2 separate regions of the Homo sapiens genome follow, and region 2 is linked to region 1. A link is a loop called in an ENCODE intact Hi-C map of the cell type or tissue named here. Cell type or tissue: left ventricle myocardium inferior. All regions are shown on one strand. Each heading gives the region's core, and the rest is flanking DNA. Links, peaks and the distances in the headings are about the cores only.

What was found. Peaks named below come from ENCODE experiments on the same cell type or tissue, not always from the same donor. Only the 100,000 strongest peaks of a DNase experiment are listed, where the experiment ranks them.
Region 2: it touches region 1 in a loop (7-fold over the local background); 3 of 110 quality-filtered maps call a loop at or near these places.

The regions. Positions count from the first base shown.
Region 1 is chr1:15,540,239-15,551,099 of GRCh38, reverse strand. DNAJC16 (DnaJ heat shock protein family (Hsp40) member C16) reads right to left here. Exons shown (of 15, transcript NM_015291.4): 5 at 6,517-6,701; 6 at 4,229-4,333; 7 at 2,672-2,830. It also overlaps SCARNA21B. Among named protein-coding and RNA genes, the nearest start is that of DNAJC16, 19 kb to the right of the region's middle. In left ventricle myocardium inferior, for the core only: no CTCF peak of the experiment used is centred there; no DNase peak of the experiment used is centred there.
Region 2 is chr1:15,598,310-15,609,170 of GRCh38, reverse strand. It overlaps LOC124903854 (a long non-coding RNA gene), which reads left to right and starts at 5,628. Exons shown (of 3, transcript XR_007065483.1): 1 at 5,628-6,082. It also overlaps the pseudogene CHCHD2P6, the pseudogene LOC124904764 and the pseudogene RNU7-179P. In left ventricle myocardium inferior, for the core only: no CTCF peak of the experiment used is centred there; a DNase peak (open chromatin) is centred at 5,550; H3K4me3 peaks cover 1,843 bases; H3K27ac peaks cover 1,591 bases.

The DNA.
Region 1 (10,861 bases), core at 1,644-9,643:
TCAGGAATTCAAGAACAGCCTGGCCAACATGGTGAAACCCCATCTCTACTAAAAATACAAAAATTAGCCGGGCATGGTGGCAGGTGCCTGTAATCCCAGCAACTCGGGAGGCTGAGGCAGAAGAATTGCCTGAACCCGGGAGGCGGAGGTTGCAGTGAGCCGAGATCATGCCATTGCACTCCAGCCTGGGCGACAGAGTGAGATTCTGTCTCCAAAAACAAAAGAAAACAAAATACATGAAGTGAATCTAGTGGTTTGTTTTTGCTGCGAGTGATTGGGGGTGAAGCACACAATGATGGTAGGTGGCCTGGTGCCCTGCCTGGATTCATGCACTGGCACTGGCAGCTTCACCCACTACTGCTTTGGTACTATCAGTGTAAATGTCAACACAGTGAAAAAGGCAAATCGTGTCTTGATATGATCTCACAGACTTTCTCTTGAAGGATCTTTGAGAATCCCCAGGAGTCTATCAACCACATTCTGAAAACTGCTGTCCTAGAGAACTCTGTACTTAGGTTATGATATTCATTGCAACACTATTCCTCAAAGCCCCCAATGTCCACCAACGGAAGAATGATTCAATAAATTATAATGGCCATAAATACCATATAGCAATGACAACAAATTACCTAGAGCAACAGGAAACCACTGGTGCTACTAGTGATCATTAAGCCACCTGCTGTTGTGAAAACTGAGTTTGTTAAGCATACACTTGATATCCACAAAGAGCAAGCTGGTAAAGCAGCCATTCTACCAATAATTTTGTAAATGTATTTGATTTACAATTTTCCCCAGTGGGATAAATAAATATAATTCTCAGAACTATAAACTGTTCCGAAAGACCAATTTAGGAAATCCTCATCCATTTACCCTGGATTGAGATTATCTTCTCTTTTCTATTCGGACACTGGTATTTGTTTTCTTCCTGACTTGCAGCACCTTCTCGTCTCCATCAGGCACCCCCTTGTCTTGTGTGCCGGTGGCTGTTCTGAGTTTTGTCCTTGGCCTCCTTGGCCTTACTTTACATACAGCAGTCATCCCCTAACTGCAGAGGATACGTTCCAAGACCCCCAGTAGGTGCCTGAAACCACATAGTACTGAACTCTATACAAACTATGTTTTTTTCCTATACACATACCTATGATAAAGTTTATCAATTAGGCACAGCAAGAGATTAACAACAACAATATTTAAATAGAACAATTCTAACAATATACTGTAATAAAGTGATGTGAACATGGTCCCCCTCGCTCAAAACATCTTTTTTTTTTTTTTTTTTTTTGAGACGGAGTCTTGCTCTGTCGCCCAGGCTGGAGTGCAGTGGGCGGCGTGATCTCAGCTCACTGCAAGCTCCGCCTCCTGGGTTCACGCCATTCTCCTGCCCCAGCCTCCCGAGTAGCTGGGACTACAGGGGCCCACCACCACGCCCGGCTAATTTTTTGTATTTTTAGTAGAGACGGGGTTTCACCACGTTGGCCAGGATGGTCTCAATCTCCTGACCTCGTGATCTGCCCGCCTCGGCCTCCCAAAGTGCTGGGATTACAGGCGTGAGCCACCACGCCCGGCTTCAAAATATCTTCTTGCACTGTAGTCACCTATGTTTTGGACCTGGTTGACTGTGGGTAACTGAAACCTCAGAAACTGAAAAAGGGGTAAGTGGGGTGGATCAGGGGAGACTACGGTATTATGCCGGGAAGATCTTACCCTACTCAGGACTTCAACCACTAACCATTTACTGATGATACACCAGTTTCTATCCCCAGCCTGTATGCTTTTCTTAAGATCTCGATTCCTATACCCAACTGTAGAAAGGACTTCTCCCCTTCTATTTCCTACAGGCAGCTCTAATTCAGTATGTCCACAGCCAAAGTTCTTATCTTTCTAAACCTGCTCTTCTTTCTTTACGGTCCACTTTCCCATCTGGTTTCCATGGTTTCAGGTACCCTTCTGTGTTCACAGGACACCTGAGCTGCCATTAGAGTGGACTGCCTCTAGCAAGATAGTACTTGTTTCTCTATACCCTCAACAGTACTATTTTAACTTAGAAAATCTTTGACAGTTGGATGGGTGAAAAAAGGTTAATGTTCTCTGATTACTTGTGAGATTTAATTTTTAAAAATGGTTATTAGTCTTCTCAGAATTTTATGATTTTCTTGATTAAAAGCTCTTTAGAAATTAAAAATATCAACATTTTAATATTTGTTATAAATATTCCCCCAGTTTTTTAACTTTACATTTTAAAGTATTTACATAAAAACATAAAATTTAGAGTCAAGTTATCAAGATTTTCCAAGATTTTTCCCCAATGCTTTTTAACCCTTTCCTACCTTAAGATCAGATAAATATTCATCTGTACATTCTCTCAGTTAGTTTGTGGCTTCTTCTTATTCCTTTTTATTACTGTTTTACATTTAACTTTTAAATTCATTTTGGAAAAAGATTGTTGGTTTTCCAACAGGAGCCCTTTAAAGGTGCTAAAATTTTTAAACGTTTTAAATTAAAAATTTTAAAGCAAACGGTACCAAGTTAGATAAAAAAATTCATTAAAAAATTTTGTGCATCTGAAGGAAGATCCTTTCCTTCAGCCACTTTGTTCAATTTTGCTGTTTATTTACATAAAATCTTGGGATAAAATGTGAAGAAAATCTTAACCAAGGTGACCCTCACGTACCTGGATAACATCGGCAGGCCTGTTTATATGTTCTTTAAAGACCAAGAGGGTAGGGGCGTAGATATTGATGTTGTACCGCCTTGTCATCTCTTCCGTCCCTCTCAAACCCACATATACATATCCAAATGATAAATAATCTTTGTATGCAAAGGCAGTCAACTGTTAGGGCATAATAGAGAGGAAGAAAATAAAACTACAGCAAAGATGTAAATGACAAATCAAGTAGGGCTTTTTCACATCACTGAGCAGAGAGGTACATGCCAGCTTACACAGCTCCACTAGGTCTTCCGTATCCTTGTATACTTCCATTCTATGGTGTTCCATGTGCAAAAACTGTACCAACAAAGTAAATACAAACAACTCTCTTCTTTTTCATAGCTAAAGCAAAATAACGATCTTCTTGAAATCTGTACTGGTCAGGAGGCATGAGTTTGGGGATTACCTGTACCGTAATTAGGTAAGATGGCAGTGACCATGCCACTGATAACACCTTCCTCTCCGTCTCATGTCACAGTGACATGAGAGGTAGTGGGGAGTGTAGGTAGGCTGGGAGTGTAGTGGGGGAATCATTCACAGGGCAGGTCTGAAGTCAGTGGGAATCGCGCTCACCATGCTGTAGTGAGAACTTGGGTGGGTTATATGACTGCTCTAAGCCTCAGTATCTTGCTCTATGCAAACAGGGATAGTGGCCAGGCGTGGTGGCTCATGCCTTTAATCCCAGCACTTTGGGAGGCCGAGGTGGGCGGATCACTTGAGGTCAGGAGTGCAAGACCAGCCTGGCCAACATGGTGAAACCCCATCTCCACTAAAACACAAAAATTAGCCGAGCGTGGTGGTGTGTGCCTGCAGTCCCAGCTACTCTGGAGGCAGAGGTGAAAGAATTGCTTGAACCCGGTAGGCGGAGGTTGCAGTGAGTCTAGATCACACCACTGCACTCCAGCATGGGCAACAGAGTGAGACTTGGTCTCCGAAAAAAAAAAAAAAGCCCATCACAGTGGCTCATGCCTGTAATCCCAGCAATTTGGGAGGCTGAGGCAGGTGGGTCACAAGGTCAGGAGTTCGAGAGCAGCCTGGCCAACATGGTGAAACCCTGTCTCTACTAAAAATAGAAACGTTAGCTGGGCATGGTAGCACGCACATGTAGTCCCAGCTACTTGGGAGGCTGAGGCAGAAGAATCGCTTGAACCTGGGAGATGGAGGCTGCAGTGAGCCGAGGAGATCGCGCCACTGCACTCCAGCCTGGGCGACAGAGCGAGACTCTGTCTCAAAAAAAAAAAAAAAAGAAACAGGGATAGTATCTCCATCACTGGGTTCTTCTGAGGATTACATGATATGTGCATAGAAAGCACTAACACAGTAACTGGCATTAATCAGTACTCAATGTATGATGGTTATGTAAAATTTCTGGTCTTCAAACATTTCTCATGGATGAAACTGTTTCTTACAAAAAAGACAAATAGGCTATAAGTTCCAACTCAGAGATTACTTTCTGCTAAAAAAAAAAAAAAAAAAAGAAAAGAAAAGAAAAAGAAACCATTATCCTAGCATAGAAAGTACCTTGTATAACAGTGGCACAATGGGCGTTTGGTCAAACAGAAGGACATGAGGCTTATTCTCTTGCTGCCAGCCAGAGAGGAATCTGACGTAATTTTTATTTGTAACCTTAAATTGAAAATAGAATGTTAGTCTCAATATTTAATTCTTAACAATTGTATTATACTCCAGTCAGGAGAAAATAAACAAATCAAGTAAGTGTAAAAGATTGCAAAAAATAAAAATGCAGATAACTAATCTTTTTGTCTTCATTTGGCTAAAGCTATTAAAAGAATGGTGATATTGATTTCATATTTTCATTGAACTCTTACAGACTGAAATCATAATCCTGTCTGAAACAATTACTGACCATATTATAAAAACTGAGCTTCCAGAGTTGGTTCTTGCTTAATTACAGAGTATACTTCTTAATATACTAGCCAGCAGAAAATAACACACAACTGCCCCTTTCAATATCTATCTATCTACCTATCTATCTATCTATCATCTATCTATCATGCCTCAGTCTCCCATCTATCTATCACACCTCAGTCTCCCAGCTTGCCCCTCACCCTTTTTTCTGAGACAGGGTCTTGCTTTGTTGCCCAGGCTAGAGTGCAGTGGCATGATCATGGCTCATTGCACCCTCAACCTCCCAAACCTCCCAGGATCAAGTGATCCTCCCACCTCAGCCTCCTGAATAGCTGGAGCTACAGGTACATGGCACCATGCCTGGCTAATGTTTGCATTTTTTGTAGAGATTGGGTCTCAGTATGTTGCCCAGGCTGGTCTTGAACTTATGGACTCAAGCGATGCTCACACCTCAGCCTCCTAAAGTGCTGGGATTACAGGTATGAGCCACCACTCCAGGCCAGCTTGCTCTTTTTAAACGGCGTAAATAAAAATAAGCTGGTCCACCCCCTCTATACATTATATAATTTCATTTATTGTTATCTGAATTGTTACTTTCCTCCACTGATATCTTAAAATATTCCTGAGAGAAATTAAAAACATGAATAAATTATCTAGCTAGAAATTTTTCTTAGTCGTTAAAAAAAGTTTATCTTTCCATACTGCATCTAGAATGATTTATATAAAACTCAAATTTGATCATTTCACTCTTCTGCTCAAACCCCTACAACGGCTCCATGTGGGCCAAGGCCCAAGTTCCTTAAAGGAGCGTGAAGGTGCTCTGAGGCCCTCACAGGGAGATTCCTAATAACCTCTCCATCCCCCTCCTCTGCTGCTCACCAGTGAAAACTTCTTACAAAGCGGGCTATTTCATGTCTCCAGATTTCTGCCTGCCTGCAACCCAACCTGGTCCAAGGGTCACTTCTGCCAGGAAGCCTTTCCCAACTCATTACGATGGGCTCCAACATACTGGAAATAACCACCCGCTTGGGAGCTGCTTGAAACGGCTATGTTAATCTATGCCGGGCACAGAAGAGATATTTTATGTAAATGTTTGAGGATCTATCAGGACAATCTATCACCATTTTAGAAGCCTCCAATATTCTCTGACAAACTTTTAAGTTAATTCCAACAAATATTTCTCCTATAGATAATGATCCCAGTAGGACAGTCTAGGAATAGCACATGTAGAAATACGATGAAAATTTTTTATGTTCACTTTCCCTGTATTCTTAAGAGAATGAATTATTTAAAGCAAAATGAGAGTCCGTTCCTAGTTACTTTGATCCCTAAATTAAGATATTGAAAAAAACATATTAGGTGCTTAAATATGGAAATAATAGACCAATGTGAACTTTATCTGGCTTCTCTATTTCAACCTTTTCTTTGTGAAATTCATTCATATTATTGTCACTGTAAGTTTCTGAAGTTTCAAAAATAATATTTGATTTCATGGAATCTGGCATTTTCCATAGATATGATCGTTAAACATATAACCAAATATAATTAAATTTGCATAAAGACAAATATCTTCACATGAACAAATTTATGAGCCAGAAAGAAATCCCTAATTCTTTCTAACATGTGATTTAATTTTTTTGTTTAGAAAATAGGCACTGTCATTTTAGGCTCAGATTCCTATGACAGTGTAAGTTCTGCAAGATGGGTATTAATAGGAATTAATTCTTTCAGTCTCTGTACTTCATCTGTTTCAATTATTAGTCTCCTACAGACTTCACTTAAACGATTTAGTTTGAGTAATTAATTAATTAATAAGTGTCATGCCTTCCTCACAATGAAACTCAGGTTTGAGAGGACTACAGAAAATGTTCTGGGCAATTAACAGTCCTAGGTACCTCTTAAACTACTTCTCAGCCATAGTTTCCTTGACAGATACTTACTTTCTCCACCAAGTTCCCTGGAAGAAGACTTTCTACAAATTGTCGCAGATTTTCACGGACAACTGCATTGTGGAAGAAGGAGATTTTCCCGTTAATGATTCCTAGGATAGAGGGCGTGCTGTGTGCCCCTAGGTGATGGGCCAGGCGTCTCTCATACCCAGCATGGACCACGCCAATTCCTACACCTGAAAAGAATGGAAGATCCAAATGAAGCCTTTTTATGTCTCCATGGCAGCTGGAAAAAGTGCTAAGTAATTTTTTGGTGTGAAATTGAAATCCCGACCTCATAGGAGATGTCTTTCCTAATAGACTGTCTAGCATTCTTTCACTGCTGGAATTCTAGATTGGTTCAGTTTTTCTGTAGAGCAATCTGGCAATATGTAAGAAGAGTTACAAATGTGTGTGTGTGTGTGTGTGTGTGTGTGTGTGTGTATGCATATACATAAAACAAAATGGGGTCATCTCATACTTATTTCACTTAATACTTGAACAACTTTTCTTGTTCTTTCATCCAACCATATATTTGGAGGGCCAGTTACTCTGCTAACACTGGAGACACATTCAATATTAAAGGCCGATAAATGTACATTTTCTTTTGGATGTCTACTAGACTTCTCAAGCTTAACATTTCCAAAAACGAACCCCTAATCTCCTCCCACAGACCTGTCCTACCCACGTCTTTGCCATTTCAGTTGATGACAGCTCCATCCTTCCAGTTACTCAGGGCAAAAACTGTAAGCGTCATCTTTGGCTTCTCTTATCTGTTGCACCCCACATCCAATCTGTCGGCAAGTCTTGTTGGTTTTCTCTTTAGAAAATGTCTGGAATTCAACTGTTTTTCATCACTTTCATTATATGCCCTGCTCTGAGTCATCATTATCTCTCCTGCCTATGTTGCTGCAATAATATCCTAAATGCTCTCCCCCTATTTCTCCCTGTCTCCTGACAGTCTGTTCTTAACATAGCAGCCAGGCTGCTCCTCCTAAAACATAAAAATGGATCACATCACTCCTCTGCCCAAACCCTGCAAAGACCCATTTCAGCTGGAATAAAATGCACAATCCTCACAGAGGCCAACAAGACCCTTTGTGTTTGGCCCCTGGTTCCCCATGCCCTCTTCTTCCACTCCTCCAACAGCCTGCGCCAGTCCCCAGCGTCCTTGCTGTGCTATGAAGACAGTGGATGCTCCTGCCTCAGGGCCTTGGCTGTTCCTTCAGCCTGAAGTGTGCATCTCCGTGACTTCTGCGTAGCTGACTTCTTTACCAACTTCAAGTCCTGAATGCGGCCTACCTTGGCACCATATTTAAAACAGTACTCCCCACACTCAGGGTCCACACACAACCTGCTCACTTTAACTTTTTCCACAGCGTTTACCATCTTCTAAGGTACCACCCACTTTCCTTCTGTCAATTGTTTATTGTCTGTCTCCCCTTCTAGAATGTAAGCCTCATGAAGATAGGGATCCCTTTGTAGTCCACTGATGTATCCCCAACACCAGACCAGAGCCTGGCACATAGTAGGAGCTCACTGAAACTGGGCCATCAATCTATTTAATTCATTTATTGTTGCACACTGAAGTTGTGAGAGAGGAAAAACCAACCTGTTTTTCCTACTCACACTCAACACAATGCTTTCCCTGACACTCATTGTGTAAGAGATGGGGTCTCACTATGTTGCCCAGGCTGGTCTCAAACTCCTGGGCTCAAGCGATCTTCCTGCCTCAGCCACCTGAGTAGCTGGGATTCCAGGCACGTGCCACTATGCCCAACTCAATGCTTCCCTTCTGACACCACACGCTGTGGGGGTGGGGGTTCCCCATAAATCCTCCAGCAGACACCAATTGGGTATCAACTCAGTTCTGACACTATCTACCCAGAGGAAGCATCAGGTCCTGCAGGTGAAGGGTTCAGTCCCGTAAGACTGCTCCCACTTCAGACGCCAGAAGTCCCAGGTTGTGTCCTGTACTTCCAACCAACTGGCTATAAATCAAAGGGTCCCATGACCCTCCTTGGGTTCAACTAACTTGCTCGAGCTGCTCACAGAACTCAGGGGAACATTCCTTATGGTTACTCATTAGGTATAAGGGATATTACAAAGGAGACAGATGATCAGCCAGAAGGAAGAGAGGTACATGGTAAGGTATATGGAAGGGTGGGAGCATCCTGCCCTCCCAGGGCTCACCACCCTCCAGGCACCTCCATGTGTTCAGCCACCTGGGAACTCTCAAACCCAGTAGTTCAGGGATTAAATATATATATATGTTCATTTTTTTTGCCAGTAAATGTGAGGCTAGGACACCCCAGGTGAGGCTCCTTACTCAAACGCCTCTCCCATACGGGAGGATGCCTGGGCCCTCTACTGTAGGCTTGGCTGAGGGGAGGTGGTGTAGACTGAGCCCACCCCCCAGGAAACCGAGCCAGAGTTCAGGGATTTTTATGAAGGCTTCATCATACAGGCGTGATCAATTATTAACTCAATCTCCAGCCCCTCTCCTCTTTCTGGAGGATGAGGGTGAAACTTTCAAACTTCTAATCATGGTTTGTTTTTTCTGGTGACCAGCTCCCACACAGGGGCCCACTAAGAGTCGCCTCAATAGAACAAAAGATGCTCCCATCCTGCAGGAAATTCCAAGGATTAGGTGCTCCATCTCAGGAATCAGAGTCAAAGATCAAATACGAGAGCAAAAGATTATCTTAGCACCCCTATTGATCAGGCAATCTCAAGGGTGTTAGGAGATCTGTGCCAGGAACTGGGAACAAACACCAAAATATACATATATTTCTTATTATAAAGCACAATATTAAAGTTGCTTTTAGCCTAATTCTTAACATTATAAGGAATGCTGACGGGCATCCTTGTACATCTTTGTACATACATCTTTGTGCATACATCTTTGTGCTCTTGTGCGCTTATTTTCTAATTAGTAAATTCCTAAAATGAAATTGCTGAGTAAATGGCAGGGATCCCAAACTTAATGTTTTAAAACTGCTGAGCAGACTAAACCAAGCTCTCTGTAGGCTACCTGACTTTGACTGTTGCAGTCTCTCAAGGGCAGGAAAGGAGGAGCCTTAGGAATTGTATAGTCCGCTTCCCTCATTTTACAGATACAGAGAGAGGTTCAGAGAGGTAAAGTGACTTTTTCCAGGTTGCAGAGCTGACAGAATTGCAGAACAAGAATCCAAATTGGATTCTTGGCTCTTCTCTAGAGCCAAGTACAGTATACTATATCACACTGCAGTCATTAAAAATAACTATGGAACAATGTCAATAAATGGAAGCATACAGAGAATTATATGAGCAGAAGAAAGAAAAAGAATAAAGCAGGCACATACATTGGGAGATTTGGTCATTCGTAAAGACAGAAGAGACATCACCTAGGGAGGTCAACTGGCTACAAGACAAAGGCCCAAGGGAGGGATTATCACTTCTTGAGTGCCTTCTTTAGCACACCTAGAGCTTTATATACATTATACTTTTCATACTCACAATCATTCTGCAAGGTAAGTATTGCTATCTTTATGGCTAAGGAAACTGAAGCTGGGGGAGGGTGAGGCATCATGGTTTGTGTGCAGTGGAACCAGGATCTGAATCTAGTTCTAGCTGACCACAAAGCCTGGACTTCTTACTGCCTCCAATGACCAGTTCTGCCCCAGGTTCTGAACATTAGAGGGATCAATTTCTCAGTGACTGACTCACCCTAAATGACCTTACCAGGGATTGCTATATAGATTGAATGCCAATTTATGAACTGATCCTGGGAAATATGCCTTTCTAGTAACTGTGCCATTCAGTATACGTTATACCAGACCGAGCGCACACAGAAACCTGAATTAGAAACTGAAAAGTTGGCTGGGCACGGTGATTCATGCCTGTAATACCAGTGCTTTGGGAGGCTGAGGCGGGAGGATCGCTTGTGACCAGGAGTTTAAGACCAGCCTTCACCATCTCTTTCGTATCTCCTGGAGTTTAAGACCAATCTTCACCATCTCTATTTTACCTATAAGAAAACTGAGACATGGAGAGGTGAAGTCCCAGGGTGACAGAGTTGGCAAGTGACGGTGATGGGATCTGAACCCAGGAAGTCTGGCTCTGGGATCTGTGACGATTAACGTGATGAGTCTAAAAAAAAGTTAGCTGGGCATGCCCGTGTGTGCCTCTAGTCCTAGCTACGTGGGAGGCTGTGGTTGGAGAAATAGAATAAAGAATGATAAATATTTGGTGTTTTACATTTGTGGTTTTTTTCTTTTCTTTTTTTTTTGAGACGGAGTCTCATTCTGTCGCCCAGGCCAGACTGCAGTGGCGCAATCTCAGCTCACTGCAACCTCTGCCTCCCTGGTGCAAGCAA
Region 2 (10,861 bases), core at 1,923-9,922, 58 kb before region 1:
TGAGACTCCATCTCAAAAAAATGAAAATAAAAAAATAAAAATTAGCCGGCTATAGTGACATGCGCCTATAACTCCAGCTATTCTGGAGGCTGAGGCAGGATAATTGCTTGAACCCTGGAGGTGGAGGTTGCAGCGTGCCGAGAATGTGCCACTGCACTCCAGCCTGGGGGACAGAGGGAGACTCTGTCCAAAAAGATACTCAAAAAAAAAAAAAAAAAAAAAAGGCAGATGATAACAAGTGGTGATGAGGATGTGGAGAAATAGGAACCCCTAATAGACTGCTGGCGGGAATGTAAAATGGTGCAGCCACTTTGGAAAAAAGTTTGACAGTTCCTCAAAAAGTTAGACATACAGGATAGGCACAGTGGCACATGCCTATAATCCCAGCACTGTGAGACTGAGGTGGGAGGATCACTTGAGCCCAGGAGTTGGAACCAGCCTGGTTAACATTATGGGACCCCATTTCTTAAAAAAAAAAAAAAAAAAGGTGGGGGGGCCAGGTGCAGTGGCTCACGCCTGTAATATCAGCACTTTGGGAGGCTGAGGCAGGTGGATCACTTGAGGTCAGGAGTTCAAGACCATCCTGGCAAACACGGTGAAACCCTGTTTCTACTAAAAATACAAAAATTAGCTGGGTGTTGTGGCACACGCCTGTAGTCCCAGCTACTTGGGAGGCTGAAGCAGGAGAATTGCTTGAACCTGGGAGGTGGAGTTTGCAGTGAGCCGAGCTTGCACCACTGCACTCCAGCCTGGGAAACAGAGCAAGACCCTGTCTTAAAAAACAGATAAACAAGCAAACAAACTTAGACAAAGAGTTACCAAATGATCCAGAAATTCTACCCCCCAAAATATACCCAAGAAAATAAAAATATATATCCACGCAAAAACTTGTACATAAATGTTCATAGCAGCATTAGTCGTAATAGCCAAAAGTAGAAACAAGTATCCATCAACTGATGAATGGATAAATAAAATGTGGTATATCCATATAAAAGAATATTATTTGGCAACCGAAAAAGAAGTATTAGTGCTACAGTTCTTTTAGAATTTGTCTAGCAGGGCCAGGCGCGGTGGCTCACGCCTGTAATCCCAGCACTTTGGGAGGCCGAGGCGGGTTGATCACGAGGTCAGGAGTTCAAGACCACCCTGGCCAAGATGGTGAAACCCCATCTCCACTAAAAATACAAAAAATTAGCCGGGTGCAGTGGCAGGTGCCTGTAATCCCAACTACTCAGGAGGCTGAGGCAGGAGAATCATTTGAACTCGGTGGGCAGAGGTTGCAGTGAGCCAAGATCGTGCCACTGCACTTCAGCCTGGGTGACAGAGTGAGACTCCATCTCAAAAAAAAAAAAAAAAAAAAAAAAAGAATTTGTTTAGCAGGTTTTCTGGTCTTCACTGGAAAGCCCCTTTAAAAAAATTAAAATAAAAGTATTGATATATACTATCACATAGATTAACCATGAAAATGTTATGCTAAGTTAAAGGAGCCAGTAACAAGAGATATATACTGTATGAGTCCAATTATATGAAATATCCAGAAAAGGCAGTCCATAAGAGACAAAGTTTATTTTATTTATTTATTTATTTTTGAGGAAAAAAAATAAAACCTGCCACCACGCCCAGGTAATTTTTTTTTTTTTTTTTTTTTTTTTTGCGATGGAGTCTTGCTCTGTTGCCCAGGCTGGAGTGCAGTGGCGTGATCTCGGCTCACTGCAAGCTCCGCCTCCCGGGTTCACGCCATTCTCCTGCCTCAGCCTCCCGATTAGCTGGGACTACTGGTGCCCACCACTGCGCCTGACTAATTTTTTGTATTTTTAGTAGAGAAGGGGTTTCACCATGTTGGCCAGGTTGGTCTCAAACTCCTGACCTCAGATGATCCACCTGCTTCAGCCTCCCAAAGTGCTGGGATTACAGGTGTGAGCCACCGCACCTGGCAGACAAAGTTTATTAGTGGTTGCCTAGGGCTTGTGGAGAATCGGGGGATGGCAGTATATGGGAAGTGACTGCTAATGGGTATAGAATATCTTTTTGGAGTAATGAAAATGTTCTAAAATTGATTTGTGGTGTTTGTTATACACACCTGTGAATATACCAAAAACCACTGAATTGTACATTTTATTTATTTTTTGAGACAGAGTCTTGCTCTGTTGCCCAGGCTAGAGTGCAGTGGCGCGATCTCGGCTCACTGCAACCTCCGCCTCCTGGGTTCAAGTGATTCTCTTGCCTCAGCCTCCCTAGTAGCTGGGATTACAGGCATGTGCCACCATGCCCGGCTTCTTTTGTATTTTTTAGTAGAGAGAGGGTTTCTCCATGTTGGTTCGGCTGGTCTTGAACTCCCAACCCCAGGTGATCCACCCACCTTGGCCTCCCAGAGTGCTGGGTTTACAGGCGTGAGCCACTGCGCCCGGCTGAATTGTACATTTTAAATGGGTGATTTTGTGATATGTGATTTAATCTCAATAAAGTTGTTAAAAATTAGTTTTGAAAAGTTCACACTGGCTGTTGAGAATGGGTTGTACCGGGCAAAAGGAGAAACACAAAAATGTTAATGGGGCTAGAAAGGTGGTGACAAAAGAGAGAGAAGCAGGTGAATTAGAGAGATACTTTGAAAAGTCAACAGGACTTGCCAATGGGTTGGACCTGGAGAATGAGGGAGAGGGAGGAATGACTTCTGAGTTGAGGGAAAGTAAACCCAAGAAATGATACACGATCAATAAATCCCAGTATCCAAGAAGTACTCTGTGTTGTACTAGGATTCAGATCCAAGATTCAACTCCTTGGAATGGGTTAGGGTTGGATTTAGGATATTTTACAACACCCTCCCACCTAGATCCAACAAGCTTTTGTGGCAGACCCGCCTGCTCACAGTTCTGCTCACTGAACTCTCCCCACCACCCCCTGCCTCTCTTAAGAGAATCACTTCTGTAGCAGAGTTCCCACAGCTCTGCCCCTCAGCTGCTTTCCTCTTGGGCCTCACCCCTTTTGGACTCTGCTCAATAGCGTCTTGGGATCTGGCTCAGAGTGTAGACTCCTACTTTTCTCATCACTCTATGAGACACACTTTGAACCTCCATTACCTGTGACCATAAATGGCTAGAGATATTTCCAGTCCTTAATTTTAAGTCAGGATGGGGTGGAGTGGAGGTTGAGAGCAGGGAGAGCTCAGAAACCAGAATCCTGCTCTAGACCAGCAGTGCTACCAAGAAGAATAGGTCCCATTTATCGATCAACGCTGTGCGTCAAGCACCTTCCAAATGATTGCTAACATTTCCAAATATTGACTTTGTGCCGGACACTCTTCTAAGCACTTTATGTGTATTGAGTCACTTAATTCTCACAGAAATCCTAGGAGGTATTATCTTCATTTTACAGATGAAACTGAAGGATAGAGGAGGGACAGTCTCTTGTCTAAGGATACACAAGCAGTACATGACGGCACAAGGATTCAAAGCAGGTAATCTGACTCAAGCTCAGTCCTCACCACCAGTTTATATTGCTACATGTAAGACCTCATTTCATCCTTCTAGAAGTCCTCAGAGACAGGAACTGTGAGTAATCATTCCCATTTCATGGATAAAGAAACTGAGGCATGGGGATTTTAATTAATGTACCCGAGTTCACATAGCTAGTAAACGGCAGACTCTCCAAATTGGAAGACAGTTGTGGAGTGAAAATATTTATTATTTTTTTTTTTGAGACGGAGTCTCATCCTGTTGCCCAGGCTGGAGTGCAGTGGCACACCTCGGCTCACTGCAACCTCTGCCTCCCAGGTTCAAGCGATTCTCCTGCCTCGGACTCCCTAGTAGCTGGGATTAAAGGCGTGCACCACCATGCCTGGCTATTTTTTTTTTCTTTTTTGGAAGAAAATGACTTTATTCTAATTAACTCACAAAGAATAAAATCATAACAGCTAGTTTAAGGAGGCCACACAAACATTTGCCCAGTCCCAGATTCTACAGAGTAGGAACACCCTCCCTTCCATTTCAATTCTGAAGCAAGGAAGCTAGGAATGACAGGAGAAGTTTAACTGATGCTTACACTTTATACCCTCACTACCAATTCTATTTTTATACTAAATTAATTAGTATGAGAGCTGATTTTCCATCTCTCCAGGTTGAACTTCTTGATTAGGCCAATCCGTTTGCAAGTCGGCACTGTTTCAGCACCTCATTGAAACCCTCACAGAGCTTGATGTCACCCTGGTTCTCGGCACACTCCAGAAACTGTTTGATCTCACAGAAGCAAGGCTGCTGCTGCTGTGCCGGCTGGGTTCCCTGAGGCTCCTGGTAAGTGATGTCAGGCCTCGCAGGCTCAGCATTACTTCCTCCACTGAAGCCCCCAGTAATGGCATGACCCAGTATGTGCCCCACAGCAGAGCCCACAGCCACGCCAGCTGCAGTGGTTGCCATCTGGGCCATCAGACCTGGCTGCCGGGGCGCAGCAGCAGAAGAGCCAACTGTAGATGGCGGTGCCGCTGCTGGTGGCTGAGCGACTGGTGCTGGCCTGGGTGCAGCTCTCATCTGAGGGGCCCGGCTGGCCGGAGGGGCCATGCGGGAGGTGTGGCTTCGGCTTCCAGGTATCCTAGGTACGCGACGGCTCGGCCTCCGGACGTGTGACAACCAGCGAAGAGCTAAGTGACTTCTTCCGCCTGGCTAATTTTTGTATCTTTAATAGAGACGGGTTTCACCATGTTGGCCAGGCTGGTCTCGAACCCTGACCTCAGGTGATCCGCCTGGCTCAGCCTTTCAAAGTCCTGGGATTACAGGCATGAGCCACCAGGCCGAAAACATTTATTTCTAACCTTTAGAGCACAAACTCTCTGTCTATACTAATTACATGGGGAGTCACCTTGCTGCGCTCCAAAACGCTCAGTTTCATCACCACATGGTCACCAGCAAAGTTTCGTTTCTTTTAAGTGGCGTGATCTCAGCTCACTGCAACCTCTGCCTCCTGGGTTCAAGCGATTGTCCTGCCTCAGCCTCCAGAGTAGCTGGGATTACAGATGCGCGCCACCACACACGGCTAATTTTTGTACTTTCAGTAGAGATGGGGTTTCGCCTAGTTGGCCAAGCTGGTCTCGAACTCCTGACCTCAAGTGATCCCAAAGCGCTGAGATTACAGGCATGAGCGACCACACGCCCGACCTTCACCCATTATTTGTCAGGAAATTTCTGGCCAGCCTAACATTAGCAGGTGTTGACGTAACTAAAAGCTTCTGTCTTACTTTGAGGAAATGCTCTTGCACAACTGAACTAGCCTCATTGACACAATTCTGCACCGTTTCACTGCTTCACCATAGCCAGCCCAGACAAGTCTCAAGCGCCGGTTTCCTTTCTTTGGTCGCACCAGCCAAAGCCAGGACTTTGTAAAAGGATACGGCGCAAACCCCAGGAATGCCTCGCCTATGCGCTCAGAGCCACAACTGCCTTCGCGAAAAGCTCTGCCAAAGGGCGGTTGCGCCGCATCACGTGCCTGCGGCGTAATCTCCCACTGGGCAGCGGCGCTGGCTCACGTGACACGTGCAGGCCAATGCCTGGCGTCCGCGCATTTGGCTCCTGGTTGCTAGGCGACGCCAACCCGATTCTGGTTGCTGGAGTTTATCCTCCCGAGGTTGCTGTGCGAGTTTCGGACTCAGCTCAAGCGCTTGGATCCCTACAGCACCTGCGAGGGCTTCTCCTGGCTGCCGCTTTCGTTCTGGCGAATGTTCGGGGTGGCAGCCCCCCTTCGAGGCTTGCACGAGGGCGTCCCGGCATCCGCGATCAAGCGGGCCCTGCTGCTTTTGGGGCTGACCCTGCGGCTGGGGTGCTGCGGCGTCGCTCTGGCTATGCCCGGTCCACTCACGGACTCCCTGCTTTGGCCTGCTCAGCTCAGGAGAACCGGGCCCGACTCCATTTCGGGCAGTGGTGGACAGGGAAACTAGTGCCTGCCTGTAGTGGTCCCAGGCATAGAGCTTCCTGCAGCTACCCTGTGGCTTAGTTCACGTTTTGTTGCTTTGACCACCGATGAGAAATGTGCAGTAGGGACCCTGTAGGAGTCTGCTTACCCGAAATGGTTTCTGTCTTGAATAGTTGTTGAGTGAAAGGTAACGTGTTTCGATTAAATATATATGTGTGTGTGTGTGTGTATTCCCAGAAGTGAAAAGACTTAAATATTCTTTTTTTTTTTTTTTTGAAATGGAGTCTCGCTCTGTCGCCCAGGTTGGAGTGCAGTGGCGCGGTCTCGGCTCACTGCAACCTCTGCCTCCCGGGTTCTCTGCCTCAGTCTCCCAGTAGCTGGGATTACAGGCGCCCACCACCACGCCTAGCTAATTTTTTTTTTTTTTTTTTTTTTTTTTTTTTTTTTTTAGTAGAGACGGGGTTTCACCATCTTGGCCAGGCTAGTCTTGAACTCCTGACCTCGTGATCCACCCACCTCGGCCTCCCAAAGTGCTGGAATTACAGGTGTGAGCCACTGCGCCTGGCCTAGGATTTTCAATCTAGAAACGGTCGTGGAGTGTCTGGGACTTGTATGTAGCTCGCTGTTTACTAGAGGGTTTGGTATTTCACGTGTATTTAATTTATATTTGGATTGGATTTTACTTACTTTTCTAATCAGCCTGTGAACTAAAGTGAACAAACAGGTTTCAGTGCCCTTTGTTTTCAGACATAAGGAAACATGACCGGAGAAATTATAGTCATGCATTGTTTAACAGAGATATGAGAAATGCATCTTAGGTGAATCTATCATTGGAATATCATAGAGTTTTTTTGTTTGTTTGTTTTGTTTTTGAGACAGGGTCTTGCTGTGTCGCTCAGGCTGCAGTGCAGTGGTGCCATGACAGCTCGCTGCAACCTCGATCTGCTGTGATACTTCTGCCTCAGCCTCCTGAGTAGCTGGGACTGCAGGCCTGCATCACCATGCCAGACTAATTTTTTAAAATTAAATTATATATTTTTGTATATTTTAATTTTCTTTTTATAGAGAAAGGGTCTTGCTATGTTTCTCAGGCTGGTCTCGAACTCCTGGTCTCAAGCAATCCACCTGCCTCAGCCCCCCAAAGTGCTGGGATTACAGGCCTGAGCTACCATGTCTAGACCACAGCCGGCTAATTTTAATTTTTTTTGTATAGACAGGGTTTCTCCCTCTGTTGCCCAGTCTGGTCTCCAACTTCTGGGCTCAAGCAGTCTTCCTGCCTTGACCTTCTAAAGTGTTGGAATTACAGGCATGAGCCACTGAGTCCTGCCCATAGAGTGTACTTACGCAAACCTAGATAGTATAGCCTACTGCACACCTAGGCTATATGATACAGCCTACTGCTCCTACGCTACAAATCTCTACAGCATGTTACTGTACTGTATACTGTAGGCAATTGTAACACAATGGTTGGTATTTTTGTATCTAAACATAGAAAGGGTACACTAAAAATGGTACAATAAAAATACAATATTGTAATCTGATGGAACCACTGTCTTATATGCAGTCTGTTGTTGACTAAAGATCATGTGACATGTGACTGTATTTGCTCAATGTATTGCATGGAGAGGGCCAGTGCTTCTCAAATGTGTGTAGTAACCACTTAGCAATCTTTTGTTTTTTTAAGACGGAGTCTCACTCTGTCACCCACGCTGGAGTGCAGTGGTGCGATCTTGGCTCACTGCAACCTCTGCCCCCCGGGTTCAAGCAATTCTCCTGCCTCAGCCTCCTGAGTAGCTGGGATTTCAGGCGCACACCACCACGCCCGGCTAATTTTTGTATTTTTAGTAGAGACGGGGTTTCACCACCTTGGCCAGGCTGGTCTTGAACTCCTGACCTCGTGATCCACCCCCCTCGGCCTCCCATAGTGCTGGGATTACAGGCGTGAGCCACCGCGCCCGGCCAGGAACCTTGTTAAACTGTATATTCTGATTCATTAGGTCTGGAGCAGGTCCTGAGAATTTCTGCAGTTCTGACAAGCTCCCAGGTGTATATGATTCTGCTGGTGTGATGCACGCCTCAAATAGCAGTAGCCCTAAGTGACACGGTTAATAGCACAATTGCCTCCTTTCCATATCTGATTCTTATGCCCAAACAACAATTTCTTAATATTTATGAAATTTCAGTTACATATGAAGAGAAAGTCATAGGATGGAAATGACAAATAGCGTTGCCAAGATAGAATTTTTATTAAGGATTCATTTTGCTTATTTTATTACTTGAAAATCTGAGAATTCACAATATTGGAAATAATGGGCTTAAAAATATCAAGCTGGCTGGGTGTGGTAGCTCGAGCCTGTAATCCCAGCACTTGGGAGGCCGAGGCGGGGGGATCACCTGAGGTCAGCAGTTTGAGACCAGCCTGGCCAACATGGTGAAACCCCATCTCTACTAAAAATACAAAAATTAGCCAGGCATGGTGGTGGGCGCCTGTAATCCCAACTTCTCGGGAGGCTGAGGCAGGAGAATTGCTTGAACCCACGAGGCGGGGTTTGCAGTGAGCCAAGATGGCACCACTGCACTCCAGCTTGGGCCACAAGAGCAAAACTCCATCTCGAAAAAAAAAAAAGTATCCAGCGACACGGTAGCTCACGCCTGTAATCCCAGCACTTTGGCTGGTCAAGGCAGGTGGATCACGAGGTCAGGAGTTCAAGAACAGCCTGGCCAAGATGGTGAAACCCCATCTCTAATAAAAACGACAAAAATTAGCTGGGCACAGTGGCAGGCACCTGTAATCCTAGCTACTCGGGAGGCTGAGGCAGGAGAATCGCATGAACCTGGGCGGCAGATGTTGCAGTGAGCCGAGATTGCGCCACTGAACTCCAGCCTGGGCGACAGAGAGACTCCATCTCAAAAGAAAAAAAAAAAGTATTAAGCTTTTTGTTGTTAGAAAGTCTTTAACTGCTGGGCGTTGTGGCTCACGCCGGTAATCCCAGCACTTTGGGAGGCCAAGGCAGGCGAATCACCTGAGGTCGGAAGTTCAAGACCAGCCTGACCAACATGGAGAAACCCCATCTCTACTAAAATTACAAAATGAGCTGGGCGTGGAGGCACATGCCTGTAATCCCAGCTACTCGGGAGGCTGAGGCAGGAGAATCACTTGAATCCCGGAGGTGGAGGTTGCAGTGAGCGGACATCATGCCACTGCACTCCAGCCTGGACAACAGAGTGAGACTGTGTCTCAAAAAAAAAAAAAAAAAAAAAAGATTTGTTAGGCAGGACCAGAGCAATGCCAACTCTAGGGCTAATTATTCCCCTGAGGCAAGACCTTCATAAGTACTCTTTCCAATGCCCCACACATTACGAGTTTTTCCAATCTGGATCATAGGAGTAGGCACTATTCCTTCTAATCCAGGGGTCCCAGTCTCCAGGCCGCGGACTAGTACCAGTTGGTGGTCTGTTAAGAGCCGGGCCGCATAGCAGGAGGTGAGTGGCAGGCGAGCGAGCATTACTGCCTGAGTTCTGTCTCCAGTCAGATCAGCAGCAGTATTCCATTCTCATAGCAGCACAAACCCTATTGTGAACTGTGCACGTGAGGGATCTAGGTTGCCCACTCCTTATGAGAATCTAACGAACGTCTGATGAACTGAGGTGGAAGAGTTTCATCCCGAAACTCCAAAAAGGTTAGGAATCGCTGTAGTAATCCTTTTACGTGGTTCTTTCCCCAGCCTTGTGTAGTTTTCTTACATATGTATCCTGAACAGTACTCTGCTGAATGCTAGAGGCGGGGACCTTTTACAGATCTCTGGGGTTCTGTCTGAACAACTCTCTTTCTCTGGTACTCTGTCCTTTCCATCTGGCTACCTTGGTCTCCCTGGACTCAGCTCTGTCTCCTCAGCTCCGGGATTCCACCAGGCCCTTCCTCACTTTGCTCTTCTTGCAGTAGAGCCTGGAAACCCTCAAGGCAGTAAGCTGGAGCAATAATAGGGCTCACTTCACTTGTACTTTTTTTTTTTTGAGACGGAGTCTGGCACTGTTGCCCAGGCTGGAGTGCAGTGGCGCGATCTCAGCTCACTGCCACCTCCACCTCCAGGGTTCAAGCGATTCTTCTGCCTCAGCCTCCCGAGTAGCTGGGACTACAGGCGTGTACCACCACACCCGGCTAATTTTTGTATTTTTAGTAGAGACGGGGTTTCACCATATTGGCCAGACTGGTCTCGGACTCCTGTCCTCGTGATCCGCCCGCCTCGGGCTCCGAAAGTGCTGGGATTACCGGCGTGAGCCACCGCGCCCAGCCATTTGTACTTTTTTCAGGGATTTCTGTCCTTTGTTGCGTGATATCCGGTGTCTTAAAGACCATTTGTTACATTTTGGGGATCCGTATTTTGGTTGTTTATGTGGGAAAGTAAATCTAGCCCCTGTTTATCTTCAGTTCTGGAAGTGGAAGTCCAAATATCACACCCACCTGGCACACTTTTACCACCCCAAACCATTGAATATGGAAACTGTTTTAAGTGAGGTTGTATACTATTGAACTCATATCCAATTACTTCCAGGGGAAGCTATTATCCTGTCTTGATATCCCTAACAGACTTAACCAATGCCTGGCACTTGGCTGACATTCACTAAAAGCTGGAGAGCATGAATAAACTATTTTTAGCAGACAGCTGTTGATCAGCTTATGGTGTTTTCTTCCAACATTTGTTGATGGGCTTTTGCAATTTTCTTTTTGCCTGCCGGCAGCAAAAGGAAGCCAGGCAAAATGGACATTTCTGGGACTTGTTACTCATGATTGTAATTATCCACAAAAACGCACCCTTTAAAAAGCTTTGATAGGCATGAAGGAACTTTTGGGGGTGATAGAAATGTTCTAAAACTGAGTTGTGATGGTTGCACAAGGGGACGAAAAATCATTAACTTGTACACTTAAAAATGGGTGAATTTTGTGGTATGTAAATTACACCTAAAA